Regions from separate parts of the Mus musculus genome. Here regions 1, 2, 3, 4, 5 and 7 are each linked to region 6. Evidence: chromatin loops called from intact Hi-C (ENCODE). Cell type or tissue: heart. All regions are shown on one strand. Links, peaks and the distances in the headings refer to the core of each region. The heading gives the core; the rest is flanking DNA.

Region 1 (4,401 bases), core at 195-4,194, 170 kb before region 6:
TTCCCAATTCTAAGGAGGGGCATAGTGCTGGACCAAGTCTTATGAAGGGACAAAGTTGTATCTTTCTTCTTTACCAGAAAACCTCTGGCTAGTTATCTGATAAAGCTTACATAGTCATTTATTAACAATGCTATATTCATAGCTGAGGAAATGTGACTTAAATATTATTCTTTTGACCAGTAACCAGAGTCTTGCTGTTTCAGTTCTTGATTATGAGGGCAAAGGGGGGGGGCATCTATTCCTAATACCATCTAGGCCTGCTAATATCTACCTTGTGTGAATTGATGTTCCTAAGGGAAAAAAAGCAGCCACATTTGTGTTAGATCTACAAGACTTGATTGAATGATTAGAACTTAGGCAGTTGTGGAGAGTTTTTTTGTTTGTTTGTTTGTTTGGGTTTTTTTTTTTTTTTTTTTTTGGTTTTTTTTCGAGACAGGGTTTCTCTGTATAGTCCTGGCTATCCTGGAACTCACTCTATAGACCAGGCTGGCCTCGAACTCAGAAATCTGCCTGCCTCTGCCTCCCAAGTGCTGGGATTAAAGGCATGTGCCACCACCGCCCGGCAGTTGTGGAGAGTTTTAAAGTTGTAGGTCCAGAGACAAATTGTCTTTTGTTACATATAGCTCTTTACAACCATTCATTGCCCACCCATGTGTCTGCCTTAATGTCCTTCTGCTTTTTAGGTAAATCCCTTTGAAATGTACTAACAGATCACTTGGTTTCACCAATCAAAAGGCTAAGAATTTTCCAGATAGCTATAACCCACCTGTACTGGCTGGCTTTGTGTGCCAACTTGACACAAGCTGGAGTTATCACAGAGAAAGGAGTTTCTGTTGAGAAAATGCCTCCATGAGATCCAGCTGTAAGGCATTTTCTCAATTAGTGATCAAGGGGGAAGGACCCCTTGTGGGTGATGCCATCCCTGGGCTGGTAGTTTTGGGTTCTATAAGAGAGCAGGCTGAGCAAGCCAGGGGAAGCAAGCCAGTAAGAAACATCCTTCCGTGGCCTCTGCATCAGCTCCTGCTTCCTGACCTGCTTGAGTTCTAGTCCTGACTTCCTTTAGTGATGAACAGCAGTGTGGAAAAGTAAGCTGAATAAACCCTTTCCTCCCCAGCTGGCTTCTTGGTCATGGTGTTTGTGCAGGAATAGAAACCCAGACTAAGACACCACCTAACTTACATTTCCACTAATTGTTTTTTTAAAGTTGTCTTGATTTACTACTTTCTTTTGTTCTGGTTATGTAAATCAATGTCCTAAGCCACACTCTACATGTATTTTGCTCGATAATAAATTACTACTATCTTTGAGAGCTTGTGCTTGGTTTTCTGGTTACCCTCGACATGTACATTAGCTAAGAACAGGGTGAGATTTTTGTTGTTGTTGTTTTGTTTTCACTTCCAGAACACAGAATGTTCTGGTGCATGATAAGAGCATTAACCACTATTCTTTTTCAGGGATTTTTCTTTGGACTCTCCTTTTAAATTAAAACAAACAAACAAACAAACATTTTTTTTTAATTCTAGAAAAATGGTTGTGTTTATTGGGATACCATAGTTGCAAACATATTTAATTAGTACTGACTGCTTTGTTGAGTTTTTCTACCCAAGAAAGCTTATTGCCTCCTATTTATGTTCATATTTGGCTTTTAAAGTGTTTTAAAGTTAGCCCCAAGTAAATGTGGCACATCTCTTGAGCTCTGAGTATTTTTGCTGTTGCTTTTGTAGCTGTGGTCTTTTCATTCACACTCGTACTTATGAAGGCTGATTTTAGTGTTCATAATATCCTGTTAACTTACTAAATTATCCTTTTAATACATTTTTTCCCATTGACCAGAAGAATGTCTCTTTGAGACATCACTAATCTCAGTGATACTGAAACACAAACGCGAAACCGGATAAGGACCGGCATGCTCACTATGATTAGACAGAAAATCCCAACTTCTTTTGCCAGAGTAAGGACAAACCACTGAGTGGAACTCCGTGGCTCCCTAGAGTGGCTCTGGGAGCAACAGGGCTCCACCGCTTCCGGCCTTTGTGGGAGTCCGCGATGACTTCCGGTTCCTGGGAGGGCTGGATTCCCTTCCCTGCGCAGGAGCGACGCGGTGAGCGAGCTCGTGCTCCAGGCGGGGGGAGGGTGCTCCCTGCTACCTAGACTCTCGGCCTTAGAAAGATGCTTGGAACCGGGGGAAAGGCCACCCGGGCTGCGCTGCGGCTGCCTATGGGTCCCCCTGGGGCGCGGAGCTGGCCCGGACCTAGGCACGCTGCAGAACTTTAAGTTAGAGTCACAGAACTGGAGGGGCAGGAGAAAAGCAGAGCACCCTCCCCAACTTCTAACCTTTATGAGTGGTTAAGTTCCAACTAAAGCCAGTTGGGAGACTGTACTATGTATATGTGATTTGTGCCAGGTACGCAGAAAAAAAAATCAAAAGCAGCAAGGCAGGCGTACCCTACTCTTGTACTCTTTCCGTTATTTTTGGTGGTACTGTTAGTTGAACTTCCCACCCGCCAGGCAGCGGTTGCCCTTCCCCAACGCTATCTGCTAATTCCAAAATTTTTTGTTTATTTCAGTTAGTTGTTGTTCACTTTAGGAGTAAGTGGAGGTAAGTTTCTTCCCAAGCTTTACTCCCTGAAGTCCTGAAACAATTTGACATCTTTTTCACTTTTGTCTATTTTTGTGAAAGTCCACGTACAATCCAGTCAATACAGTAGATTAACCGGAGGGCAGCTTTTCAACTCTCCCACTTAACTCTTAGAATAGGCGGTATTTGCTTATTGTAGTTCGTGTTAGTAACGATGACTTATCCCTTAGGTCCACTGGGTAAGAAGATTTACCAAGGAGTTATTACTTGAAAGATTGATACATCTTTTATCTAGCTACGATGACATCTACTAGTGATACCAAGGTCTGTAAGAACCAGGGTGGACTTTTGGAAATAAAAATGGAGGAAGAATGTAAGTATACCACCAGACAAGATAGGAACCTACAAAAGAACACTTATAACAGAGACGTCTTCCGAAAATACTTCAGACAGTTTTGCTACCAGGAAACTTCTGGACCCCGGGAGGCTCTGAGCCGGCTGCGCGAGCTCTGCAGACAGTGGCTGCGGCCGGACTTGAACAGCAAGGAGCAGATCCTGGAGCTGCTGGTGCTGGAGCAGTTCCTGACCATCCTGCCAGGGGAGCTGCAGGCCTGGGTGCAGGAGCAGAATCCGGAGAGTGTGGAGGAGGTGGTGACTGTGCTGGAGGATTTAGAGAGAGAGCTTGATGAACTAGGATACCGGGTAAGAAAAAGGGGGGAGGGGTCCTCTTTCCTAAGCGCGACTGAATTTGTAGGCCAAAGTGAAGTATACCACTATTTTACAAAGCATATTGACATTTAGTTGGATCCAAAGGGGACTTTAAGTGTCATGGGAATTTGGAGTTGAACTTGTACGTTGTACATCCTAGCCTTGGGCTTGTAATCTTCCTGTCTCATATCCTTGGTGCTGAGATTACAGGTATGTACGTCCACTCCTGTCTGGTCTTAGTTTAATTATTCCTTTTCATCAGTGGGGTTGTTTTATTTCTGTGCTAAGCTACAAAGTTCTATCTGATGCTTAGTTCAGACACACAAGGCATATACTACGAGCGAAGATACTAGAAGAAGAGGAAGAAGAAGAAGGTATTAGATGGTGGTAATAGGGTGCGAAACAGCCTCTTGTAAAGACTATTATGTAATATAAACAAGTAATTGAGAAATGGGTGTTGAGCTGGGTAGGAGCACATGCCTGTCAACTAGCACTCAGATGATGGAAGCACATAGATTGGGGTTTGAGAACAATATGGGCTATACTGCAAGTCCCTGTCCAAAAAATAACAAGATTGGGGATATGTTTCAGTGCTAGAGGACTTGCTTAGTATGTGCAAGGTCCTGTGTTTAATCCACGGTGCTATGTGTTTAATCCAGTGATAGCTATGTACACAGTTATGGAGCTGTTAATACTCCCAAGTAGAAACACTGGTGGAGGATACCAGCTGTTAATCCCTCTTTGTCCAGATCTGTTGGTGGACAGCAAGACTTCAGTGGTGTGAATTTGATGGATTCTTCACCAGTGCTAGGGTGGGACTTGCCACCTGGTGTCTTAAGAAACCTCTCACTTGTGCTATAAGCAAGCTCAAGGAACTCTTGGTTGGCCAAGCTAGACTTAGCTGGGATCTTTATTTGGTTGGTCAGTGCCCTATCTGGAGTGAAAAGAAGCTTTCTCACATCTCTCCAGGAAAAACATATATCCACTGCCCTGATTTCTGTAGTAAACAGTTAAAAGATGGAGGTGGAGGTCACTATCCTGAATGAGTGAGATATGGGAGCAGAATGGAGAGTTAGATGGGAGGGTCCGTGTGGGGGATACATGCTTGAGGGATA
Region 2 (4,401 bases), core at 137-4,136, 180 kb after region 6:
AGTGTCACTTCCTAGCCAAGCATATTCAAATCATGTCATGGGGCCATCTTATGGCTCCCATTCAGCCTATTTCTGTTTGTGCAAGCACATTTTTACTGTCCATTGCTGCCTATACTTCAGTAAATATAATCCTAAAGAGAGGGTTCTCCCTGGGTCTTTAAATGGTCTACCTCTAAGTTCCCACAACATGTCGAAATTAGATCAAATCTATTTGTTATGGTTTTTGCTTAGTAACCTCTTTCCTTGATAGCGGTGTTATCTCCGTGCCTTAGGATCGACGGAAGAGGAATCACCTCCTTCGATGGGATTACATCAGAAAGAGCCAGCTGTGAGGACTTTAGATTAAAGGGTAGCACAATCATATCATACAGTGCTTCACTCAGGGTAGCTCATCTTGTTGCCTGGCTCATGCTTAAAGGGACTGAAGGTTAGTTAGTGAGCACTTTGTCCTGACCGATGACGAGGATAAGCAATTTAGCTCATCACATGTAAGACAAATAATGAGAATCTAGCTTTGTTGAACAAGAGGGGCACATGGCTGGAGAGATGGCACTCAAGAGATGAGTACATCCTTGATCATCTGAGTTCAGTCCTAAGATCCCAGGGGAGAAGGCAAGAATCAGCTTCCAACGGTTGTCCTATGATGTCCTATGGTGCAGGCCATGCCACATGCAGGCCATGGTACGCATGCACACACCACCACCACCACCACCACCACCACCACCAAATAGTGTAAATCTGCCAAAAAGAAAAGTAACATGTGCGTCCTAAATCCTCTGGTGGGGCAATGAGGAGACAGAAATGTTGCTTCTGAGGCCTCCACTTGGGGGTTTCTTTACCTGAGCCTCTAACTCCTTTTTACATGAGGGAAATTCCTTCTGCACAGATCTTATGATCGCAGTACTGTATGGCAGAAAACTCTTTCCTCTTTTGCAGGAGTCCTTTTTGTTCTTTGCAATAGCGATTTTGCATTAAAGTTTTTCCTAAATGTGGAGAGACCTTTTTGGACATCTTAAACATCTGGAAACCCTAAGAAACCTTCTGGGCAAAGATATCGTAACGCCATGGTCTCTCTTCCCAGCAATGTTTCCAGAGTCTCTCCTTCCTCAGTGTCTGTGGGTTTTGATTGATTAACAACATATAAATAAGAAACCCTTCATCAGGTATGCTGTGCATATTTTCTGCCTCTCTGTGGCTTGTTTTTAAATGTCTTAACAGAGCCTTTTGCTGAACAGGTTTTGCATTTTGATTCAATGCTGAATGCTCTTTCTCCTCTATGCTGAGATATCCCGATACATCAAAGACAGCAAACGATCTCCATTACTATTGTTACATTATTCCCAGAGGGCACGCTGAGATTTTCTTTGTCCACATCCAAGTCTTTCGAAGTTTGTTCTGACAACTCTTACCTCTTCTGTTAATCATCTTTGGTAACGCTCCAAGCCAAGTTTCCTGGGTCAAGCCTGGGTATGTTTATCTCCGGGTGCATTACTTAATTTAGGATTTTGAGCTTACATAGCTAAGAGGTTAGTTTGTTGGGGTTATTTTGATTGTGTGTTTTTATTTGTTTTTGTTTTTAATTTTCTTTCTCTTCCCTCTTCTCTCTATTCCTCCTTACTCACCACTGAGCTTCTCCGTCAGCTTCTGTCCCAACATATATGTGGAATCCTAAAGGTTTTTGGAAAGCATTTCGACACCCTTTCTACTTTTCCAGAAGTTTCTGTAGGGCTGCATATTTATATTCTCACCTGGGAAGGCCTGAAAGGAGGCCCCGGGCAAAACCAGATTTAGTATGCTCAAAAGAAATACCAGGTATGGCTTTTCTCACAATTTTATTTCGACATTTTATTTTTTAGATTTTCTGTTGATTAGGTTACAGCAGTCACATCTTGAATTTATTATACAAAATCATTTAACCCGAGTTCATTTTTATGTTTTTATGGAAGTCATGACTGTGCCTTTGGGGAAAAGTTATCCTTTATTGGCATTGCTAGACTCGATTTTCCTAAAGAACATTACAGAGTTACTTCTGAAAATGCAACCTTGACCTCCTAAGGCCGAATCCTCATTTCTAGCATCCGCCCCTCCGGTCTTCCGACTTCCGACCAGTAGGGAGCAGCACTGATCCGACATACCAGCGCGCGCATTGGGGTTCCTCTCTTCCCTTTCGTCTGCTCTTTTGCACCTTTCCGTTGGACTCTCTTCTCATTCCCTTAACTTTTCTTCATTGTCCTGCTCACGTTCCTTCAGGGTCCACCCAGATTCCTAAGCGATTTCTGAGAAACGCCTCCACTGAGGTGATATTCACATAATCCGTAGTGCCCTCCCCGGGTCTCAATACCCTTGATCCCCGGTACCACCCAAGTCTGTCAATCTTTCCACCTCCGAATGGAGACTTACGGTCTACTAGCTGGTGGCTTGCAAGTGCTTGGGACGCCCAGTGTTGCCGTAAATAAGGAAGAAACATTATTAATAGTTAACATTAAAAGTGTAAGATGATATTAATAACTATTTTAAAAAAGGTGATATTTTGAAATGGAATTTTCTCGTATGGGTAGTATAATTACTTGTACGATTAAAGTACAAACTACCGGAGCATTGGTGGTTCAGTGGTAGAATTCTCGCCTGCCACGCGGGAGGCCCGGGTTCGATTCCCGGCCAATGCAGGTCTCGTTTTCCTTTTTTCTAAATCATGTATTCGAAATACAATCTGTCTTAGAATCATTCGTTTTTCCTACTTAAATTTCAATTACTCGTACATAGTAATCATATTTTAAATAAAATCGTTCTTTCAAATGAAAGGGACTAGTAGGTTAGTGACAAACTATTTTCTTAAAGAAACATTGAATTTCATTTATCTATTTAAAATAAAATCCTTCGGAGCTCATTTTGCTATATGTAAATCACCAATTAAATCAGCTAATCACTACACATTGGAAAAAGCTGTCAGAAGACAGTGTTCACATCGAACTATACAAGTGTGATTTCAAAGAACACCTAGGCAGCTCTAGCAGAGTGGCGCAGCGGAAGCGTGCTGGGCCCATAACCCAGAGGTCGATGGATCGAAACCATCCTCTGCTAAGGTGCAGCTTTTTTTTTTCCTCGTCACACAAAACCAAAGTTTTATTCACTTTCTATTTGCTTGCAGAAACCGAAAGTAATAACTAATTAAAGCATGCTGCGCACAATATTTCTTCGAGATGAAGATGAAAACATCTCGAAGCGCGCTTTCAATTAGCTGAGGGATGGTAAACAGACTCGGAGGTGGTAAACCCAGGTGCAGAAGTAGCATGTCTGTGCGCCTCTAAACTGCATACTACGAATGTCCCGTTCAAAGAGACTACTTATAGCCAGCTCGGTTTAAGAGTGTCTGTGAAAGTTACATGGAGTAGCCTTTTCCACCTGCTCCGTTTTCCTCCTTGGCGCGTATCACCACCAGCTCAGTATGGTGTGTTTTATTCCTTGATTTCTTTAGAGCTCTGGAGATTTCCCAACTTGAGAATTTTTTCTATACAGGAGTATAAAGTCTGTGTGGAACAATAGTCGCTTGGTGGAGAATTGAGTGTCGTCCCTGGTGAGGTCTTGAGAAGGAAAGGCCACACGCCAGCCCTACTTCCTTTCCACAGTCAATATCTGGAAAAAAAACTGACATCTTATCCGTTATAGTCAATCTCTATCGAGCTGAGATATCCCGATACATCAAAGACAGCAAACGATCCCCATTACTATTGTTACATTATTCCCAGAGGGCACGCTGAGATTTTCTTTGTCCACATTCAAGTCTTTCGAAGTTTGTTCTGACAACTCTTACCTCTTCTGTTAATCATCTTTGGTAATGCTCCAAGCCAAGTTTCCTGGCTCAAGCCTGGGTGCATTTATCTCCCAATATCAGGCCTTGAAAGTACCAGCCCCCTGCTAAGTCCTGCAGGCAGAGATGTGGTGCATAATCAAATGAACCTACTGACACTTCTGATAAAGTATTTTACAGAGCAAAGTTCAGAGATTATAACACAACAGTAACAGTTAAAATTTTAAAGTTTTGCTTTTATATAATTCCAGTTGCTCACCAGATGGAGGGTGACTTGAACCAATAAATTGCTGGGCAACGTATAGAGACCTTCTTTCAGGGGAAAAATATAAATAAAATAAAATTTAAGCCTGGTACTGATATTTTTCCTCTTAAAATATGTGCTTCCTTCTGGAATTCAAACTGGCACACATTTCTCTTTTCTTTCTTTTCTCTTTTCTTCTTCTTCTTCTTCTTCTTCTTCTTCTTCTTCTTCTTCTTCTTCTTCTTCTTCTTCTTCTTCTTCTTCTTCATTTTCTACTTAAAAATCTTAATTGTTGAGATGTTAAAGTCAGAAGGAAACAGTGCTCTCTAATGCTCAATCATGAGTGGAG
Region 3 (4,401 bases), core at 185-4,184, 63 kb before region 6:
TCCTGCTAGAAACAGTTTCCCAGACTTTCCAGTTACAAAATTCCATCTCCTTAAACAAGTCTGCTAACTACAGTCAGAAGAACACTGCCCACTGGATCCAAATAGTTCCAAAACGTTCAGCTTCTTGGGCATTGCTCTTACGTTCTTTTTGTCCGGGGACAAATGACTCCAAAAATTAAAATCCTCCTGACGGGGTTAGGGGGAAATCACCGTAGCAGATGGGGGACTAGGCACTTTTCAGTTTAGTAGTACTAACTTCTATTTTGCAAAATACAAACTTGTATATGCACAAAAACCATGGAAGGATACAGAGACTTTTTTTTTTTTTAGGGAGGTAAATCATGGACTGAAGTGACATTCAACTTTTTAGTCATTTTTCTGCAATGTTTGTAAAAAATTTTAATGACATCTCAAAAAGTGCTTTTTACTAACACAGTAGGTACAATAGCACTGGTAAATGGTAAAACCATTTACTATTACTTTGGCCATACAAAGCCTTTGTTGTTAAACGTCCCACAGTGAAACAAACAGGTTGTCACTTGTCATCTTTCCCTTTTGTCTTTCTGTACACCATTTCTCGAAAGCTGGCTAGGATCTTATTTTCTCTCTTCCGCCTCTCTTCTTGGTTAAAGGATGCAAGGGCTCGTTTCTCATCAGCACTGTAAATCTGGTTCTCTTTACGCAGTCTTACAGCCTCCATTCGGCGATGCCTGCTACCACTCATGACGTAACCTGAACATTCAAATGAGGCAATCTCTTCACTTGTCAACCCAATTTCACCTCTTCGTGGGATACGCTTCCCGGCTTTTACATATTCAGCCATTGCTGCACCTTCACCAGGAAGCAGAGCATGGCCATAATTCAAAGGTTTCTCATCTTGAGAGGTGTGTATCACAGGTGCTTCTGGGCCTATTAAATCCATGCTCTCTGCACTCATCGACTGTTCCATCCACGCATCTTCTGGCAAGTCCCTTTCTGAAGCTTTGCAGCTTATGTCATTGTATTCTTTTTTAGTCCTCTTCTTCTTGAGCTGTTTTGCCCGATGTTTCTTTTTCTTCTCTTTCTTCTTGGTTTTAACTTTCTTTTTATCACTATCAGAGCTAGAATGACAGTCTGAACTGCTGTCATAATATTTTTTATGCTTCCTTTTGGAAGGCTTTTTCTTTCTTTTTTTCTTTGTTGAATGACTGGTCTTTGTCCTTTTTTCTTCATTGGTGAAATCTGAACTGCTACTCTTCTGATTCTTCACCTCATCTTCAGCTGGTGTATGTTCATCAGAATCTGGCTCAGGAATCTTGGGTGACAGTCCCCATACCTCAGGCGCTCCCAGCTCTCCAATCCTCTCTCTTTCCTTCAGCCTCCTTTGCCTATAACTCTCCTCCTTTTCCTTCTCCTGGTCCTCAGCCCACGAAGGATCTCCCGCATAGTTGTGGTGGTAACGGTATCCACCACAGATGGGAGAGGAAGAGCAGGCAAGCGTACGGATCCCCAGCGGTAGCGGTCGTTCTCCAGACCTGGGGCGGCTGATGGGATGCAGTGGCCGGACGCCCTGAGCACCCCGCGGAGGCTGGAGCCCCTCAGGACCGCTGAGGAGAGAGCCGAAACCGCCTCCCCGAGGTGATCGGCTAGTCTGTAACGCCGACGGTGGGCTCTCCGAGAAACGTCGTCGTTTCTGAGAGCCCAGAGTGTCCTCATTAGGGCGAGATCGGGATACAGGCGACATGGTCCGCCTTCAATCAACCACCGCGGTGGCGGTTATTCCAGAAGTCACAACACAGAGAGCACGCAGCTCCCGCACAACCCGCACACAGCGCAGGCGCACTAGAGACGGGCGGGCTGTAGGCGGGTCAATTCCGGGGCGTAGCCCGGTGCAGCCCTAGTCCGAACCGTGGCGCTGAGCCTCCGATGGAAGCGGGAAGCAGCCCAGAGCCTGCGCAAGAGCCCTCTTCAACCTCTGGGGCGTGGACAGTCACTTCACTTCTCACTATTTACATTCCCCACCTTGAGCCCCAGGGGAAACAAAAGGAATTATCATTAATGAGTCCTGCTGTCTGTCTGTATTGCTGTGCTTTTTATTTTTTCGATACAGGTTTTCTCTGTGTAGTCCTGGCTGTCTGTCCTGAAACTCCCTCTGTAGACCACGCTGGCTTGGAACTCAAGAGATTCACAGGCCTCTGCATCCCGGGTACTGGGATTAAAAGTGCTGGCCACCACCTTAAGGCTATTTGCTTTGCTTTTTTTTTTTTTTTTTTTTTTTTTTTTTTTTTAATATTTTCGTTATATACATTTCAAATTTCAAATGCTATCCCGAAAGTTCCCTATACCCTCCCCCCGCCCTGCTCCCCTACCCACCCACTCCCGCTTCTTGGCATTCCCCTGTACTGGGGCATATAAAGTTTCTATTTGCTTATTTTTAAGTGGTGCATATGCTGGCTTGGAACTTGCTAGGCACCACTCAAGCACCAAGATTAAAGGTTTTCATAAGCAGAACTGTGATGGATAAGAAAACTTAACTCTGGACCAGGCATCGCTTAAAATAGCTGTTGATTCGCATGAGTTCCTAGCAGCCTGCATCCTCCACAGAATGAAGCTACTGCTGCGAGATAAGAACGAAAGAATGGGGCGCCTGATACGAGATAATTGGCTTTTGTAACCCTCTTTCCCTGTGGGAAAAGGGACGAGCCGTTTTCTCTATCTCTGTGTAAGGGAGCAAAGCAAATTTCCCACACAGCTGCGGATTTCATATAAGGGAGATAATTGTAATGTCCACCTTTATGCTTCCCATTGCCCTCTATGTTTCCCAATTTGGTCATAAGATTGAGTCCATCTTACTATCAGTAAGAATAAATTTATTGATTTTAATCTAAATTTGGGTTGCGTCTTTCAGTTTTGCCCAGTGGAGTAGAACTATGGAACACAGACATCTCTTCCTTTAGATTTTTGTTAGATCTTTTCTTAGAGTCATATGTTTACCACCGCATGGCTCACCATTCCTTTTCCATTCCTGTCTCCATCTTTTCTGCTGAGTTAGTGAAGGATTCCTATTGCCTTTACTCCAACTACCTGCCTCGATGGGACTTGACAGCTGCCTGGTGCTGCTGCAGATCTGCAGTCCCAGCAACTAAGAAAACCCAAGTAATCATGAGATTCTGCATCAAAGAGTGTTGGGTAACTGCTTAGAGTATGCCTTGCCAAAGGTTCAGTTGCTGGCGACTTAGCAAACAATCCTGTTCCTCTCTATTGGAAGCAAAACCTAAATTACTTCTGGAACTAAAGTTTGAGTTTAAGTTTCTGAGCTAAGTGAATTCCAGAGCATTATGTTCGCAGACTTCTGCTCCAGAAACATAGATTCACTAGTTTACAAGGTTTCTCTTTAAGGACATTTCTTCAGAAATCCGCCACTTGCAGTTACCTTCTGAAGGTACTTTACATCCCATAACTTTTTTGTTTTTGTTTATTTGTTTTTTCGAAACAGGGTTTCTCTGCGTAGCCCTGGCTTTTCTGGAACTCACTCTGTAGATCAGGCTGGCCGCATACTCAGATATCTGCCTGCCTCTGCCTCCCAAGTGCTGGGATTAAAGGTGTGCACCATTGCCCGGCTACACCCCATAATTTAAAACAGCAAACTTTCACGTAAAATAATAGTTCCCTAATCTGAAAAATGGAAGCAGGCACTACAATGTAGCAGGCAGGGCTCATCTGAAAAACTCCCAAAATAAGGTAAGTCAGAATTTAGAAATGATGTTTTGCTGAAGCTGTGCCTGTTTTCTTGTTTGTTTGTCTTTTAAAAAGGATTTTAGTGATTTATATGTATCTGTGTGAGTACATACCATTTGTATATACAGAAGAGGATGTTGGAGTCCCAATAACTGCAGTTACAGGTAGTTGCAACTTGCCTGATGTGGGTGCTGGGAGCCAAACTCAGGTTTTTCAGAAGAGCATCAAGTACTCTTAACTGCTGAGCCATTTCTTCAGCCCTCTGGTTTTGCTTTGTTGTTGTTGTTGTTGTTGTTGTTGTTGTTGTTGTTGTTGAGATGTCTAAAGTCTCAGGTAATCCAGACTGACTTCACATTCTCTAGGTAGCCAATGCTGACCTTGAATTCCTGATCCTCCAACCTCTACCTCTCAACTGTTTGGATTATAAACGTGTTACCACACTCGGCTCTGACACTAGGACTCCTAAACAATAAGATGGGACAGAACATAATGTCCTAATAATATCTTTCATTTGAAAAAAATATTTTAAAAATCTAGACTCGGGGGCTGGAGAGTGGTTCAGTGTTTAAAAGCACTGGTTATTCTACCAGATAACTGGGTTCAGTTCCCAGCACTTACGTGGTGCCTCACAGTGCTCTGTGCTCCCATTCCAGTGATCCCAGTGCCTCTTCCTGACCTCTGTGG
Region 4 (4,401 bases), core at 260-4,259, 130 kb before region 6:
GGAACAGGTAAGCTAGAATTACTAAGGGAAAAGACAGTTCCAAGTCTGTGCCCACTTGAATTTCTATTTCTCACTCCAATTTCCTATGATTTATGAGATAACACGGCTGACAGAAGTTCAGGAACCTCAACTCATTCATTGTTTTTTCTTTTTCCTCTCGGCAATCTTCCTGCCTCAGCTCCCAAGAGTGGAGAGTCCTGCTGTGAACCATCACACCTGGGTGAACTCTTACGAAGAATCCAGAAATACTTCCTAATTAGCTGCCACAAGAGAGCTGAAATAATATAATTTTAGTCAAATAAGTAAACCTAAATTTAATCAAGCCTCTATATCCATGAACTCATGTACAGGAAAAAACACAAGAACAAATTAAAAGATTAAAGTTATAGTATGCAAGAGAACCACTGGGAAGCTTCGAAAGCCTCCTAATAGTTGGACAGTCAAGGAGAATTGAACTAGCCTCTGGGGGTGGGTCACAGGCCTCAGTACCTGAGAACTTAGTGTGTGATCCAAAGTGCAGCCAAGTTTGAGAACTAAGAAGCTAAAGAGAAGATCCTCTCCCCCCCCCTCAAAGTATCAGTAGAATAAAGCAACTGATGTGAGAATATTGAAAACCCAAGTTCTTCCACAAATAAATGTTATTTTTAAAGAGGAAGCAAAAGGAAGGTGGACTATCATAGATTACAAGGGACAGCAATTCTATACGTACTATGTAGTTTAAATATAGTATGCTCTAACTGTAAAAAGATACTTTTGGGTCAATCAGGAAAGCATGAATGCAATATTAAGGAATTACTATCAATTCTGTTCATGATAGTATGTCTAAATTAAAGCTCCTACTTTATAGCACATTGCTGTACCTGCAGATGAAGGGATCTGTTGTCTTGGCCTCTAGTTAGCTGTAAAAAGAATGAAAGAAAGACAGGGGAAGGAGAGCAGGAAAAGGAAGGAAAAGGGAGGCTGGTAAGGACGGATGGGGGAAAGGCAGGAAAAGCATGACTGAAGAGGACTATAAGATTTATGGCTGAATGGTGGGCCTACTACTGCAGGTGAGATGGAGTTTCTCTCTGATTCACATTCAAATCTTTACTAATGTCATTTTAAATAGTAAACAAAACCTTATCTTCTTTCTTTCCTGAGTACAGGCCAAAGCATTTTGTTGGGATCAAGGAAGAAGAGTAGAGCTGAGGCTAGAAAAATGAACACTGATACATTCTTAATAACGGCTTCACACACTCACGTTTTGTCAGCTTGCCTATCTGGAGTCTCACCAGCTGGGCAGAGTACAAAGGTACAGGATCAGAAGACTGTTTACCAACACAGGCGTTTGCCAAATAAGTAAACCAAAGACAAGGGTTTTGTTTTTGTTTTTGTTTTTTGTTAAGTTACAAATAGAGAAAAGAATGCTTCAGGGATCCCTGTATACCCTCAGGAGGTTAAAGATCCAATTCCTTAAGAAAAAGAAGGAAGATGAAAGGACTTTCAAAGACCACAAGAGGCATCAACTCAATGACCATGGCAAACTGTGTATGGTCAATATTAGCTTTAAAAACCTGCAAAAAGAACAAAGGGTGTTAGTGGGAACTCAGGATCAGATCGACTTATCTCTAATCTATCGCCAATCTACCTATCATCACTTCTAACTATCAGCCGTCCGTGTGGTTCTCACACTGGAGAGGAATCTCGCTGAGGGTCAGAAAGCTGGCAGGTCGGCAGCAATGTCTGCTTACAACAGGGTCCTAATCCTTCGCGGTTAGACGCTCCTCCTGTTTCTCAAGCTCCTCCTCCCACCAAAAAAAAAAAAAAAAAAAAAAAAAGGCATCCCCAGGATTTTAAACCTCTGTGAGCCTGACCATTACAAGACACTACACAAACCACTTTTACTCTTTGCTGTGGGATAGGCTCTTTTCCAGAATGTTCTATTTTCCCTCCTAAAATACAGAAATCATTCATTATAAAGAGAACTGATAAATAGTACTAACATTCAAAAGACAACAGCCAGTACCAAGGCTGATCGATGAAGAGAAAGTGCTGTCCTAGTTAGGAAAAGCAACAGGAATAATAACAGCTATCTTTACACTGTGCAGATTACCCCGTGCCTGGTACTATTTTAAGCACCTTTGCACAAATGAAGCCATTTATTCCTCACAACAATCCAGTAAGTTAGGCGACATCATTATCCCCTAAAATAGCAAAACACAGAAAGGTTAAGGGACTGGGGGGAGAAGTCACAAAGGAGCTGAGGCCAGATTCGACCAAGCAACCCGATTCCAAAGTTCTGGCTCTCTTCCAGTACCCCAGAATAAAGACCTTGGAACTGACCTTGTCTCCAGGAAAAGCAAAACTGTGACGTCTCCCATTTTCAAAGCTTAAGTACAAGACCCGAGAATCCCATCGCCAAACGCCCTGAGACTGACCAGACACCCGGAACCGGCCTGAGGCGAGGCGCCCGAGGCCCTGTCGGGCGCTCGGCCCAAGTGGCCACCGAGTTTATCTTCTCGGCGCCACTAGGCCGCGGAGGAAGATGTTTTGTCCCACCCCCAACCCCCACAAGCAGCCGACCCCTGCGGGAGGACGGTAACAGGACGGGACCCAAACCCACCCGCGAACGCAGCACCTCGTAGCACCCCGCAGTCACAAAAGTGTCGAAAGTCCGACCCCGGGGGGCGGGGCACAGAGCACTTCCGGCTTCTCTAGGCACCAGCGACACTCTATGATCCCCCCCTTCTCCCTCCTCTTAGTGGTTGCTTCGTAAAAAGACTTTTAAAAAGAAATTCTTTTAGCTGAAGTAGCAATGCAACATTTTCTCTCCTCCCTTTACTTCCTCCAGTTTTTTCCGTCCTCTTGGTTGCCTCGTAAAAAGACTTTTAAAAAGAAAAAAATTTTAACTGAAGTAGAATTACATCACTTTCCTTCCTCCCCCTAGTCTTTTCTCCTACCCTCTCACTCTCAAGCTGATAGCCTCTTTTCTTTGTTATTGCTACATTCATGTGTGTTTGTGTATATGTATATATGTTGTATATATGTATGTGCATGAACAAGTATATATCTATATCTATACAGATATAGAGATATCTGTATCTATATATGTACATATTCCACTGGCTAAGTTTTTGTTTTTATATGTTATTTGTGTGCATATGATTTCAAGGTTTCAAGACTGCATTGGACAGCTAATAAGAGGGCTCATCTTAGGGAGAGACTAATTCTCCATTTCCCAGCAGTCAATAGTTGCCAGTAGTTCTTTGGTTTGGGGTGGCACCCTGTGAAATTTTACCCCCTTCCATTGATATTGATATTGTCTATTGATACTGCAATTGTTTCAGTCTTGTGTATGCAGCCATTTCTTGGAGGCTGTTTCACAGCTGACATCCTAGATTTCTTACAATTTTTTTTTTGCCTCCTCTTCCTCCATGTCCTCTGAGCCATAGATGCAGGAGACATGATGTGGATGTATCTGTTGGGGTTGGGACCACCATGATCTGTCAGTCTTTGTTCTGTATCCAATTGGGTTTTTAGTGATGGTCTCTATTCTTTATAAAGAAAAGCATCTTGGATCACAGGTGGTAGCTACATTATCCAGGAAAGATGACTCTAGCACCAAGAGACTTTCAAAATTTGTTTTTTCCAAGGACAACTAAGGGAAGATAGCAAAAGAATGAGCTCCTATATAGCCTTCCTGAAATCTCTGTGATGTCAAGAAAAAGGAAAATTATATGTTCTCTATCGTCATAAAGAAGCCCTAGGGAAATGCATAAGAAAATGTTTGTTTAGAAACTGCATGAAAAGGGAAAATAAAAGTGAGAGGAAATTAAACTATTAATTATAAATATATAACAGTATTTTTGTTTTTGTTTTTGTTTTTGTTTTCCGAGACAGGGTTTCTCTGTGTAGCTCTGGATGTCCTGGAACTCACTCTGTACACCAGGCTGGCCTCAAACTCAGAAATCTGCCTGCCTCTGCTTCCAGAGTGCTGGGATTAAAGTCATGCGCCACCACGCCCGGCAACATATAACAGTTTTCAGGACCATTCTGAATGCCCTTTATAGAAAAAGCCAAGATAATTTAATCTTCAACTTATAATTAGCAAATTTAGCAAAGCTACTAAAATTTCAAAATTGATATTGATAGTTACATTTTTATAACAAACACAAATAAGAAAACATCACCTTAAAAGATAATCATTACAGTAGCAAGAAAATATAAAAGAGACCTCAACAGAAACAGAAAGGCTTTATTTATTAAGGATAGATAGTTGAAAGCCAGAGAAATTGGCTCATTCCTATGATCCCAGCATGTGGGAAGCTGAGGAGGAAGAGCCACTTCAAGTTACAGCTCCAAGTTCCAGGCCAGCTTGGAGTTCTGGATTACAGGGTGAGAGCCATCCTCACAAAACAAAAC
Region 5 (4,401 bases), core at 152-4,151, 78 kb before region 6:
GATACAGGCCTATCACATAAATTAGTGGCGACTCAGTTCTACAATGTGATTAGATATATATACATATACACCGTGGTGGTTTAACCTGTCTTTGGAAGGAACTCCAGTGACCCTGCCATTTAAGGCAGAAGACTGAGCATTCTCTTCCCTTTCTTTTATACTGTATGTATATAATTAATCAAGTTCTCTTCAAAAATGTGCATGGATGTTTTGCCTGCACATATATCTGTGCATCACATGTGTGCCTGAAGAGAGCCAGAAGAGGGTGTAGATCTCTTGAATTTGGAGTTTCCAGTGGGTGTTGGGATTTGAATCTGAGTCTTCTAGAAGACCCGAAAGTGCTCTTAACTGCGGAGCCATCTCTCCAGCAACCTTGAGTTCTTCTGATTCTACGGCTTCATATCCCTCATGTCCACCCTTGTATTTTCTTGATGGCATGCTCTCTTACTCAGACGTCTCTTACTTCAACTCAGTGGTTCTCAATCTGTGGGTCGTGACCCCCTTGGCAAAGCTCTGTCTCCAAAAATATTTATATTACAATTCATAACAGCAGCAAAATTACAGGTATAGAATAGCAGTGAAAATAATTTTGTGGTTGGACCTCACAACACGAGGACCTGTATTAAAGGGGCGCCGCAGCATTAGGAAGGCTGAGAACCACTGCTTTAAATGCTGGTCTTCCCGACACGGACTACTTGCCACACTGCACCTGAGATCTTCCTACGGGGGAAATGAAGCATGTTGCACACAATGAGTTGCCATCACCATCAAGATCAAGTTTAACATTTAATATGGTCTAAATTTTCCTTATGCTTTAATGACCAAACTTACCACTGTTGTTTGTTCTTGGTTCCTTATATATCCCACTCTTACAGGGAAAACCCTTTAACCTTTTTCTTATTGATTAGTCACAGCTCATGTCACAGTCAACAAGCCAACAGAGCTGCTCCACCTGTGCGTCCCTTGCTTAGTCAATCTCCACAGACACCACACTAAGAACGACCTCACACTACAGACGAAACTTGAAGAGTTGAAGAATTTATGATTTTACACAGGTTTCCAAGCTGATCTTCAGGGGTTTGTTTTTTTTTTTTTTGGTTTTGCCCCCCCCCCCTCCAGACCCCTTCCCCCATACACACACAGGGTTTCTCTGTGTAGCTCTGTTTGTCCGACAATTTGCCCTGTAGATCAGGTTGGCCTTGAACTCAGAGATCTGACTGCTTCTGCCTTCCAAACCTGGGATTAAAGACGTGAACCACCAACGGTGGACTGAACTTACCTTTGGTCCTTTTTTAAATCTACAGACCCCCGAATTATGAATTTATTTTTTCCTTCTCTCTCTTGTGTGTGTACATCTGATCCAGAAGCAAAAGCTGTGGGATCCACCTGGCCACAACTACAACAGTCAGTCTTCACTTCCTGCCAGATTTCCTGCCAGTTTTCCTTTTCCCCAAGGCTCTCACTCCCTAGCCCACAATGGGCAATTCTCCCAAGTGCTAGGATTATAGAAATTAGTCACTATGCTCAGATGCAGGTTTTTAATTGCACCCAACTTTGGTTTGCAACCCATTCTTGATTTCATTTCTGCTCATCCTCTAATCTATGCACATTATGGGTGTCCAATTACAAGACCTGTCTGAGTATGTCCTTCTATCACCCAAGACCAAGTTCCTCACACAACCAAATGGCCACTTTGTTCACTTACTTATCCTCTGTGGCAATCTTATTCACTGCGCTCGAAATACCCTGGTGCCCTCGTTAATCCCTAAATAAGACAGACAAGCTCCAGCTTTAGGGCCTCTGTATTCGCTGTTCTCTCACGTATGCCTTTTAAAGCCGCCTCTGTCTACCCATCTATTTCGGATTATCTACTCAAATATTCTATTTACTTACAGTGGTAACTACTTAAACATGCAGAAGCCATGTGTGGCAGCTCCAGCTTATGAGCTCAGAGCTCGGAGATAGAAGGATAAACAGGAGTTCAAATTAAGAGTATACGCCGCCAAATGATGAGGCCAACACGGGCTTCACGAAACGCTCTTAAAACCAAACAACAACAAACAAAAAAAGGGGGAAAAATCCCTCACAACAAAATAAAGCAACAGAACCCAGGAGTGCTGGCAATCTCAGCCATCAGAAAGCTGAAGTAGGAGATACGCTGGAGCTTGCAGTCAGCTTGAGCTGCGCAACAGCAGGAAACCGCCTCACCAACTACGTCCTGAGCTCCCTCCCTCTCCCATGCCCCGCAGCTTCCGTCACGCACCAGCTTCTGGTCCTCCCAGCTCCGAGGTGTGGAGAGTTTCTGTGTATCAACCAGACCCTCCGCTCGAGAGTCCCAAGTTTGCGGGTTCTCTCTCCGCTGGAACCCGATCACCGTACGTCCCCCTCGCCCTGGTCGCAGGGTCAGTCACACGTCTCTCAAAATCTGCGTTCCAGCCCAGTAGTTTCCGGCTCCGCTCTAGGACGATGGGAGGACCAGGACTCAACTCGGTGGTGTCCTGACTGGGTCTAAGTTGAAAGATTTCATTTACATAAATCAGACCATTTCGTTTGACTGTTTTCACACAGAGATGTCATCTCTATCACTAGAATAACAAAGCTCGGGCTGTAATCACAGCCACCAGCAAACAGACACAGCAATTGAATCTTTAGGTTGGGCTTTAGGCAAAAGCTGGCATGATCATGTAGGTTGGATTCTAGAGAACCAAAGTTAATTATTAGTGCTCAAGTTTATTCTTCATTCCCCACCCTTTTGCCACCAAGTTCCAAAGACTCCTATCTGTGCCTTCTTTATTTGGTTGCCTGAGTGTAGGGTTTAGAATTTAGAATTCAATGATATTTGAAGAGAAGTGGGGTAAAGATATGCCGATTTTCTTTCTAAAGTTTCTATGTTATTGTTGTTGTTGCTGCTGCTGCTGCTGAAAAAAAAAGTGGAAAAAAAAAAGTGAAGTTCACTTTGTTATTTTAAGCTTATCTTGTTTGACTTCGAACGAAGGCACTCAACAGAGCTTAGTCTGGTTAATGTATAGTGGTGTCAGTTATATGCTTTGCAGTCTGCTAAGCCAATGGTGTGTAAAGCTAACTCAGAACAAACATGTCAGAACAAACACAGCTTTAAGATGTTTTGTGTGCAGATTAACTCAGAGCAAACAAATCATCTGTTTAAGTCCTTCCTATAGTGTCTAACACAAAGTCCCCTACCACCCTTCCCTCCCCTATAATCCCCCTTGTTAGCCATTTACTTTGATAAATAGGCCACAGTTTGAGGTTCACCTCCAATCATTTGAGTGAGAACTCACATTAGGACTCCATCCTTTCCATGTTGACTGAAAAGACTTTTGCAAGCCCCAAATTCCCATGGTAGGAGCAGATGTCAAATCCCCTTTTAAAGGTTCCAAACCCATAACTATTTCTGGGTCCATTCAAAATTTCATAAAGGGGCTTAGCCATAGAGTCAAAAATTGGGACCAAATTCTACAGTAGCCTGTCATACCCAGGAATATGTTAAATTGCCTGAGAATTGCAAATTTTTGTTCCCCGTTTGTCTAACTGTTAGTCACTGCTTTCCAAGCAGACTCTTCTTTCCAGGCTAGAGGAGGAAACCCAGTAATTCCTCAGCCCGCTGACAGATTTGGGCCCTGCAGGCTAACAGTCCTGGTAAATGGTTTAAAGTCTCCTAGTTCCCAGTTACCTGCAAGTCTTTGACATCCTACTGCAACATGTCACCTTTCAATAGTTGGGCTTTTAAATCTTAACCCAGAGAGATGGTCCAGATGTTAAGAGCCCTTGCTGCTCTTCTAGAGAACCCAGTTCACAGCGGTTAGGCTCTCGGCTTATAATATCCTACAACTCCAGCTATAGGGCATCCAGGGGTTCTTCTGACCTTGTGCAGCAGCAGCAGCAACAACAACAACAACACACACACACACGTACACACACACACTTTAGAAAGAAAATTGGCACATCTTGGTCCTTCTTCTCTCCAAAGATAATTGAATTCTACATTCTAAGCCCCATCCTCAGGCCATCCAATCCTGCAAAGTCCTAGCATCTGTATAATTTAGAGTTGTAAACTGTTAAGTCTGATTCCAGCCATTCAAAGATGGAAAGGATCCTCCAATACTAGTAATAAAAACCGGAGGAATTCCAGGGAATGTGATTCGTCAGACTGTACTGGCTGAGAAGAGCAGAGTATACAACTAGCAAAATATCAAGATTTGCCTGCAGGTCTTATATAAATGCACGTATGAGACTGGGGCTTCTATATTAGTAGTATTATTGGCAATACATGAGTATATTACCGATAAGTCCTATTTCAGAAAATAACTCATAGAATTATTCAGATACAACTCATAGAATTGTTTCAAGAATTTGCATGGTCTTTATTAGATTTTTGTTGTA
Region 6 (4,401 bases), core at 312-4,311:
CTTCTCATCATTCATGTTACTGTCTTCAAAAAAGATGCTTATAAATGTACCCTATTTGCAGACTGTAGATAGATATAATCAAATTAACATGAAGTTATAACTGAAATAAGATAGGTCCTCAATCCAATATGACTGGTGTACTGTTAAAAAGACACGGGGCTCTGAGGGACCGTTCAGGAGATAAAGGTGCCCACTGCTGAGCCTGACAACCCGAGTTTACTTTCCCAGAACCCACAAGGTGGAAGGAGAAGACAGACTCCTGCAATTGTCCTCTGACCTCCACTACGGTACTGTGGCATGAGTGGACCTTACCTATCCTCCCCAAACAAAACAAAATTCTCTAAGGTTGTTTTCAAACTGGTGATTTCCCAACCCTAGTACAGCATGCAATTAATTACGGGCATGCACCAACATACATGGCCATTTCATTCTCCTCTCTAATAATTTTGTGCATACACATTGCAGTGTTGGAAAGTACCTACAGAGAAACACTGATCCCTACACACCATCCTTGAAGAACATCTGGTCAGGATGATTGCCTTATGAACGGAAAGGCAACAATCTTAGGCTTATTCGGGATCGAAAATGTTAAAGCCTTGAAAACTAAGGAAGGCACAACTCAAATACTGGCTTCTCAAGAGATGCAGGAGATGTACTTTCCTTTCTGATTAATTAAACTTGAGAGATGTCTGAGAACCGAATACAAACCAGGAATGATAATCTCCAGGTTTTAGAGATTAAGAAGAAGTAGATGAAACAAACATGCTTTGTAGTTATCTGAAATGGCATTCATTCATTTTGTTTGTTTGTTTTGGAGATTTTAAAAGTTATTTTAATAAGGCTTGAGCATGAGGGTTAGGAGAAAGGCACTCAGGAGAGGGCCAGACGCACAAGCGTGGCTATGGGCTTCTCAAGGAAGTTGCTTTGATGAATGCTTTTAAGACTGACATTTTTATATTTAACCACAAGGAACTCAAAACGTGCACATTCACTAAAATGATGATTGCTGCATAGCAATACTTAAGTGAATCGGACAAATAGAAGTATGTGGTCAAGTGGTGGTCAACGTCTTAGAAATCCAACAGAGATTACTCATGAATGACCCGAGTTTTGGGAATGGGAACCTACCGAATTTTCAAGATTCTATTTCAGTTAGCTTTAATAAACTAGGTAAGCAAAGTATTCTGAATAAGGTTTAATTTTGTTACCCCAGAATTACTTAAAGTATTTCTTTTGCATACAACTGTTCAGCCATTACATGAACTACTTTCATAATATACTTCTTTTATGGGTAGAAAAAAAAAAAAAAGAGTAACAAAAAAAAAAAAAATCAAAGATTTCCACGTGGGGTAGAGGCTTCAAAAGAAAAAAATTATTATCTTTAAAAATGAATTTTGAGACCGATCGGCAAAACTGCTGAGTAGAAACAGTTGGTACACGGGCCGGCTTTACAAGTAAGAGCGAGTGCAAAATTATATACATGATGACTGGCGATGAGGAGAGCCATCCCGTAGGAAGTTGGGGCCGGGTGTCGGCCTGCTCAGCGGCGGCAGGCCCTGAACCGACCCGCTCCCCGCTCTCGGGCCTCCGCTGCCCGAGCGCCCCTGCTCGGCCCAGCGCACTCACCGAGAGCTCCCCACGCTGCCCGAGGGCGGGAGGCGGCACAGCGCGGACAGGGAAGCGCGCGAGGAGACGCGACGGACACCGAACCCGAGCGGGACCCCTGCAGCCGCTAAGTTCCAAACCCTTGGAGCCGCAGAGCCGGGCAGCACGCATCTTGCCCCACAGCCACTTCCGGAAGCTCTCTAGGAAGCTCGGAGGTCTGACAGCTCTATGGTAGGCCAGCAAAAGGACCGAGCGCCCTCAGCTACACCAGGTGGAGGGCGGCTATGCGGGACATCCTGAGGAGTGACATAGCTTTAAGTCACCTAAGCTTTTGTCTGGCCAGCCTCGGGCTTCAGGTGACAAGTTTAAGAGTTGGGTGGCTGATCACAGATCCAGAGGCCTGCGCTGGGCTCAGGAGTATACTTAACGGATTTCTCTTTATTCTTCTTAGTTACCTTGTGCTTTCCCATTAATGCTTCATGATTACTCCAAATTCCCAACTTTCACTGCGTATTGAAGAATTTAAACCTTTGTAGTTCCTAGGAACAGTAGTATATTTATAAAGTTCCTACTGACCATTGCTTTCTCTTTGACTATGAGTGTTCTCATCCTCCAGATACTTATGGTTGGAAACAACAAAACGTCTACAAAATAACCAGACCCCTAACTTAAAATTTAAATAGAAAATTGGTGGAAAACAATGAACATTGGTTTACTTTTTAATGTCAAAGACAACTTTTATCTGTTTCAACTTGTTGAGATAGAGTTGGTGAATCTCATTCTCATCTCGAGGAAATGAGGCAGAGGACATGTGAATGTCTTACCTAGTGTCATATAAACGAATGGACAAGCAAAGAACTAGAACAGAAGGGAGAAGTCATATTCAGCCAGGAATTGCCAAGCTTGGGTCACAAGTGAACACAATAGACAGGGTTACATTTTGTTGTTTTGCTAGTTTAGATCAAGTCTCTCTGTAGCCCTAGCTGGCCGCAGGGCAAACTTCCTGCCTCACCTTCCCAAGTGTTGGGATTAAAAGCATAAATCAAGTGATTATAAATTTGGGATTATAAAATTGGTATTATAAATGTAAGTCAATACAAATAGGTTAAAGCCTTCTGAAGTTGATTCCTCTTTCAAAACAACTAAATTAGAAATAAAAGAATATTTGACTCATATTCTTTGATTCAAGTTTTTAAATGATGATTGAAGTTTTGCCCACATTATGGGCACTCGTGGTCTCTAAGGTAGATTCTGTCTATTAATCCTGAGCACTAAGTAATTTTTGGTACTGTTCTCTTTTTAGTAGAACTAATTTACTCTATAAATTCTCTGATACCTAGTTAGAGCCTAACTTATACAGGCTTTCCACACTTTATGTACCCATAGGGTTTTAGCCTATATGGATTCTCTGATGTTTAATAACACCTCTGTGCCCACTGAGATCTTTCCCATACTCTATGTTTATAGGACTTCAGTGTGTGTTCTATAATTTCCAACAAGATGTTCTTGTTGAATGAAGGTTTTTCTGCATTTATTACATGTACTGGCTGGTTCTGTGTGTCAACTTGACATAAATTAGATTCATCAGAGAGGAAAGAGCCTCAGTTGAGAAGATGCCTCCATGAGATCCAGCTGTAGGTCATTTTTTCAATTGGTGATCAATGGAGGAGGGCACAGTCTATTCTGGGTGATGCCATCCATGGATGATAGTCCTGGTTCTATAAGAGCGAAGGCTGGACAAAGCAGGGGAAGCAAGACAGTAAACAGCCTTCTCCATAGCCTCTGCATCTACTCCTGACTCCAGGTCTGCTTGAGTCCCTGTCCTGACTTCCTCCAATGATGGACTATGATCTAGAAGTGTAAGCCAAATAAACCCTTTCCTCTCCAATTTGCTTTTTGGTCATGGTGTTTCATCATAGCAATACAACCCTATACAAATTGGTACTGGGTATAGGGTATTGCTGTGACAGACCTGATTATGTTTAGGGGGAGAAATGTGGAAGGACTGGACATTTGGGCTAGAAGGACCATTGATTGTTGAAACCTCAGTGTTCTGTAGGAGCTTGGAAGACAAGAATGTTGGAAGCAGTGCTGAAGACAGAGGCTTGGAATTTCCCTCTGAAATTCCAGAGGGAAGATTAAAGATTCTATCAGGGCCAGTTGCTGTTTTGATGTAAGATTCTGTGGTTAGAATGTAAGATTCTGTAGTTAGAGCAATATTTTGATTTTATAATTGACAATACTGGGAATTCCACTTTGTAAAAGCATGTAGTACAAAGTAGCACAAGTATGGTTGTGGTCATTTCAGATATTGCTGGGAATTCTGTCTTAATCACAAACCAAAACTAATTTGATGATTTAGTTTTTCTTCTTGACAGGTTTCATAAAGTCCAAACTGCCTTCAACCTATGTTTCTGAGGATGACCTTGAACTCTTCACATACTTCTACCTTGACCTCCCAAGTGTTGGGATTACAGGTGCGACTCACTGTGTCTGGCTAACTTAACAATTTCTTAAAAAAATGAAACTCAAGTCAGAAACTCAAGCAGAAATTAAAAATATCAAACATTCTAACATGATACAATCAGAGATATGCCAGTATCTGTGATTTGATACATGCTGAGAAACAATGGTAGGAACATCTAAAAAATATTTTGTTTTCCATAATTAAATTGTCTTTGTATGAAAGCAGAAAAGTTTGTACAGTAGAAACTCTGAGATCCATAAGATTCGATAGTCTTATTTTGGAACTGAGTTATTTTAGGTGGCATTTGTTGTTATTACTTGGCTTAATGG
Region 7 (4,401 bases), core at 271-4,270, 52 kb before region 6:
ACAACTGCCTGCAGCCCCAGGTCCAGGGGACCTGACGTCCTTGTCTGGTTTCTGCAAGCACTAGCACACATATGGTATTCACACAAACACATAAATAAAAATAAATCTTATAAAAACCATAGTACCATTCTAACAGTTAAGTTTCCAATAATTGCTTAGTATTCCTGAGTTCTAGTTTTCCCCAATGTCTTAGCTGTATCTTTTTACAGTGTTATGGGAAGCTTACCAGAGATGATAACTGAGACACAGTGTATATACAATCAAAGTCTTTATTCCAGCCAGCTGGGACCACATCCAAGTTTTGGGGGTGCATCTGGATGTGGCCCCCAGTGTCCAGAGCATGGGATTTTTGAGTGCAGAGACTTCATCAAGGCATCTCCCTCGGTAGCTGTAGTGGAGACCACAGGACAAGCAGTTCAAAGCAAGCAGTTTTAAAAGAATTTAAGACAAGCAGTTAGACAGCCGCAAAGAGATTCCACACAAATAGGCAGCTAAGATAAAGGCTTAGCTGGAGGGGTTTCCTGAACAAATAAGCAATTTCAACAAAGCTTAGGTAATTTAGCTAGGGCATTCTGATCATCCGTTCCTAGAATAGCACTGGGTAGTTTTCCATGGGATTCTACAGGAAGATCAGATTCCAGTTAAACCTCGAAACAGCCTCAGCAAGAATATCAGATGGAGGAAGCTTGCACCACCTCACCCATCACAACAGTTGTTTGGTTCTAGTCATGGCCGAAGTAAAGTTTGTCACGGCACCTGGCAGATCGGTCTATTGAGTTTCTTTTAGTTGATGACAGTTCACCTTTCTCAGGTTTGGGAGTGCTTGCATCTAACCTTTGTGTTAGTGTGTCAGCCAGGCTGTAGAGAAACAGGAAGAAATGAAGTTGGAATGGGATGTCCATGGGGTTGGGGACTAGAAAGTTTCTGGAAGTGCATAGAGGGAGTTTGGATGCTTGTAATGCACAAACTTTTTTGCTGAAGAGCTGGAAATCTCTAGTTATTTGGATAGGTGCCATAGTAGACTATACTGGCTCTTTACTGCCTATAGTGTCTTAAGAAGTGGTGGGAAGTAGGATCTTGAGTCCGTGTCTGGAGGATTCTTCTCTCAAGTAGTTTGGCCTGGAGTGGGAGGAAAGGGAGCAGCAGGAAGAGGACAGGACCAGGGACAGACAGGCCCCTTCAGACAAGTGAGTGTCCTGCTTCTTTCACGGTTTCTAAGACATACCAAATTTCTTACCTTTTCCCACCTGCATTCCCCATTCTGCAAAGTCTACTTGCCAGCTGAATTTTCGAGTCAGCACTGTAACAATTATGAAGGCAAGCTTTAGATCAGAAAGAACCAAGGGTCCCGGATAACTTACTTCCTCTGCTTAAACATATACTCCTGTGTTACCCATAGTCTACAATCCTTTCCCCAACAATAATGGGTTAATTTGGAAAGAACCACAGAGAAGCGCATCCTAGAGGGCGCCGGAAGTGGCTTGGGTTCCCACAATGCTTCCACCAGAGTCTGGATGTAGTTTATTTGCCCCGAGCATCCCTTGAGAATATTGTGGGTTTAGGGTGGAGTGCAGAAGACTAGGATTGTAGGTGACACCTCTGCAGCTGTGCCTTTGGTGACCCAGAGCACGAGGGGAGGGAGGAGATAGATCTAGTCTGAATTCCCATCTTGCGAGAATCTTCTGCAGATACAGCTTGTAGCTAGAGGAGCCTGGAGTTGGCACAGAATGGCTAGAGAACCCGGAACGTCCGCAGCCCTAAACGCTCGGTCTGCAGAAGAGGGCACTGGGCTTCTAGTGGTGAAAGTGGAACAGGAAGAGGCCTCCCCCTTGGCAGAGGAGACCAGTTGGCTGGGCAGTCCTGGGCCTGACCGCTCCCGCCAGCGCTTCCGTGCTTTCCGCTACCCAGAGGCAGCCGGACCCCGGCAGGCGCTGAGCCGGCTCCGCGAGCTCTGCAGACAGTGGCTGCGGCCAGACATGCACAGCAAGGAGCAGATCCTGGAGCTGCTGGTGCTGGAGCAGTTCCTGACCATCCTGCCAGGGGAGCTGCAGACCTGGGTGCGCGAGCAGCACCCCGACAGCGGGGAGGAGGTGGTGGCGCTGCTGGAGTACTTGGACAGGCAGCTGGATGACACACCTCCACAGGTAGAAGGAACAGGTTTAGTTAGACCCATGTCCTGTGCCTTTCAGAAACCAAGCAAGATCCAAGGAAGGCATTGCTTAGAGCCCGCAAAGTCTGTCTATGCTGGAAACCTGAGGCAACCAGCGAACTGACCTGGGCCCCTCAGGATAGTTAATCGCATAAAGGAAAATAAAAGGATTGTGGAAGAACTCGTTCCTAGTGAGGCTGGGGTAGAATGTGCCGAGCAGAGTGCTGAAAGGTTACATATGTACTTCTTGTTGTGTGGTGAGTAAGACACGAGGACAGGTTTGAGCAGTGGAATAGGCACAAATGACTTTGTAGGTGTTTTATTGGCTTGTCACGTGAAACAACATCTGCCGTGGCTTGCTGGCAGTCATATGATGCTTATGCCTCTCACACACACACACACACACACACACACACACACACACACACACACACACACACACAAATGTAGTTCTTCCTTTGACAGTGGAGAGGAATTCCACAGTTTTCTTAGAGCCTAGAATCTAAGAGTTTTTTTCTAGCCAAATTCTTGTATACCTTGTTTAAGAGTTTGGTAGAAAACAGGGTGTTTTTTACCTCTATCTTCTGACCTAAAGCAAAACAAAACAAAACAAAACCTTTTTCGAAATTTCATACACATCAACACTCCGTCTCCATCATATTCACCAACAACTCGGCTTCAATTTCCTCCAGCCACCACATATCCCCTTCTCCCCTTCATACAACTCCCCCTTTGTAAACTACCAAGTTCCATGAGTGCCACTTGCTGTCCCATTGGCTGATCGTGTTGTTTTGATCCTGTGCAGTAACCATACTGTCAGTGAGTTTATGGGTCAGTACCCATGTCTTTCCCAAAAGGTAGCTTTTTGAATTACACGTCGCCATTCCCCAATTCTTACGATTTTTCTGTCCTGTCTTCCACGAGGCTCACTGAGCCCTGGGAGTCAGGGGTTGATGTCGATGTCCTGTTTGAGGATGAACACTGGATAGTCACTTATTCTCAGCTCTTGGGCCAGTTATGAATCTCTGAATTAACTGCCACTGACTGCATAGAAAATCATCTCTGGCTATGGTTGAGGGCGACACGAACATGTATAAACACACTCTGGCCTGTTTTAGGGGATTTCTTTTCTGCAACCCCTTGTGGCCAGGAGACCAAGGTTCCAGACTTGGAGTTGTTGTCCTGAGCTCTGTAACAGTGGGAAGTCAATTCAAGTCTTAGAACTTTATTCTCTGAAAAGGATGTAGGAAACTCTGAGCATCCGTTTGCTATCAATGTCTGCCAGGAAACGACTTTCAGGAGGCTGCACTGCCTGTCTGTTCTCTGTTACTTGGCTTCACATACTGCAATTGAATTTGTTAGTTTCTTAAAAACCCCATTGGGTGGAAATTAGTATGCTTATTGTTTTTAGAGAAATGTTGACATTTTCGTATATTTTCCCATCACCTTCGTAACGACAGAGGGACAGAACAAGGAAGCAAAGCCATGGTTAATCCACAGGCTGTGCAACTGATCTGCCTGAGCTCCCATTGCAGCACTGCTACTTAGAAGCTACAAGACAAGGACGAACCGCTTAAACTGGGCCTCAGTTTCCAGTTACAAAATTCCAAACAATTCCAAAGTCCACAGGCTCTCTGCATTTCCATGAGTTATCATTTTCATGAAGCTCTTAGAATAGTGCCTGATAATATTGAGTCCTCCGACAAAGTGTGATGGGAAAGTTCAATTGAATAATAAAAAGCAAATGAATGATTTTTAGGTTTCAACGGGAGAATGGAGTCGCGAACTTCTCTGCTGCAAGGTGGCAGTGGTGACACCATCCCAGGACTCACAAAGTAGCCACTGCCAGGCAATGAAGTCACTCTTCAAGCACGAATCTCAGGAATCTTTGGAGTGTTCGCCCTTACAGGCCAGAGGTGAGCATATATCTGTGAGTGAGTATGTTTCTGTGTGTGTGGGGGGGGGGTGGTGGTGGCAAAGGAGGGATGGGTAGAAGGAAGAAGAGAGAGAGAGAGAGAGAGAGAGAGAGAGAGAGAGAGAGAGAGAGAGAGAGAGAGAGCTAGCCAATTCAGGGCCTTGCACATGCTAAGAGAGCAATAGAACCGCAATAGAACGGTGGTGAAGACAGCATTTTTCTCTACAGTTCTCCACCGTCTTCCTAATTTTACACCAGACTCAGAGTTTCTCATCATTTCCAGCAGCACCAGTCTTCATTTGGGGTTCACGTAAGAGGCCCTTTCTGTTCTCTGGCT

What was found. Peaks named below come from ENCODE experiments on the same cell type or tissue, not always from the same donor. Only the 100,000 strongest peaks of a DNase experiment are listed, where the experiment ranks them.
Region 1: a loop joins it to region 6, with 8 times the contacts of the local background. A loop is called at or near these places in 12 of 42 quality-filtered maps.
Region 2: a loop joins it to region 6, with 3 times the contacts of the local background. A loop is called at or near these places in 3 of 42 quality-filtered maps.
Region 3: a loop joins it to region 6, with 8 times the contacts of the local background. A loop is called at or near these places in 12 of 42 quality-filtered maps.
Region 4: it touches region 6 in a loop (7-fold over the local background); 15 of 42 quality-filtered maps call a loop at or near these places.
Region 5: a loop joins it to region 6, with 6 times the contacts of the local background. A loop is called at or near these places in 6 of 42 quality-filtered maps.
Region 7: it touches region 6 in a loop (4-fold over the local background); 9 of 42 quality-filtered maps call a loop at or near these places.

Annotation. Positions count from the first base shown.
Region 1 is chr13:21,360,772-21,365,172 of GRCm38, forward strand. Zscan12 (zinc finger and SCAN domain containing 12) reads left to right here and starts at 2,049. Exons shown (of 4, transcript NM_016684.2): 1 at 2,049-2,101; 2 at 2,809-3,280. The coding sequence starts at 2,879. In heart, for the core only: CTCF peaks have their summits at 2,064 and 2,265; a DNase peak (open chromatin) is centred at 2,040; H3K4me3 peaks cover 2,044 bases; H3K27ac peaks cover 1,070 bases.
Region 2 is chr13:21,707,985-21,712,385 of GRCm38, forward strand. It overlaps n-TGgcc7 (a tRNA gene), which reads left to right and starts at 2,596; the gene lies at 2,596-2,666. It overlaps n-TMcat7 (a tRNA gene), which reads left to right and starts at 3,010; the gene lies at 3,010-3,081. In heart, for the core only: a CTCF peak has its summit at 2,104 (motif pointing right); DNase peaks (open chromatin) are centred at 2,147 and 3,037; H3K4me3 peaks cover 2,181 bases; H3K27ac peaks cover 1,169 bases.
Region 3 is chr13:21,466,719-21,471,119 of GRCm38, forward strand. Nkapl (NFKB activating protein-like) reads right to left here and starts at 1,783. Exons shown (of 1, transcript NM_025719.3): 1 at 329-1,783. The coding sequence starts at 1,723. The coding sequence ends at 536. In heart, for the core only: a CTCF peak has its summit at 2,007; a DNase peak (open chromatin) is centred at 1,823; H3K4me3 peaks cover 1,877 bases; H3K27ac peaks cover 978 bases.
Region 4 is chr13:21,400,070-21,404,470 of GRCm38, forward strand. It overlaps Zkscan3 (zinc finger with KRAB and SCAN domains 3), which reads right to left and starts at 2,686. Exons shown (of 6, transcript NM_001145778.2): 1 at 2,603-2,686. In heart, for the core only: no CTCF peak of the experiment used is centred there; a DNase peak (open chromatin) is centred at 2,642; H3K4me3 peaks cover 2,291 bases; H3K27ac peaks cover 1,997 bases.
Region 5 is chr13:21,451,315-21,455,715 of GRCm38, forward strand. It overlaps Zscan26 (zinc finger and SCAN domain containing 26), which reads right to left and starts at 2,413. Exons shown (of 6, transcript NM_001347491.1): 1 at 2,264-2,413. In heart, for the core only: no CTCF peak of the experiment used is centred there; a DNase peak (open chromatin) is centred at 2,417; H3K4me3 peaks cover 1,784 bases; H3K27ac peaks cover 1,468 bases.
Region 6 is chr13:21,529,319-21,533,719 of GRCm38, forward strand. Zkscan8 (zinc finger with KRAB and SCAN domains 8) reads right to left here and starts at 1,796. Exons shown (of 6, transcript NM_139141.4): 1 at 1,627-1,796. It overlaps Gm32724 (a long non-coding RNA gene), which reads left to right and starts at 1,751. Exons shown (of 5, transcript XR_001780870.1): 1 at 1,751-1,836; 2 at 3,984-4,082. In heart, for the core only: a CTCF peak has its summit at 1,849; a DNase peak (open chromatin) is centred at 1,793; H3K4me3 peaks cover 1,552 bases; H3K27ac peaks cover 762 bases.
Region 7 is chr13:21,477,366-21,481,766 of GRCm38, forward strand. Zkscan4 (zinc finger with KRAB and SCAN domains 4) reads left to right here and starts at 1,484. Exons shown (of 3, transcript NM_001039115.2): 1 at 1,484-2,144; 2 at 3,909-4,065. The coding sequence starts at 1,728. Gm40828 (a long non-coding RNA gene) reads right to left here and starts at 1,460. Exons shown (of 2, transcript XR_873159.3): 1 at 1,238-1,460; 2 at 252-858. In heart, for the core only: no CTCF peak of the experiment used is centred there; DNase peaks (open chromatin) are centred at 1,546 and 1,786; H3K4me3 peaks cover 1,383 bases; H3K27ac peaks cover 845 bases.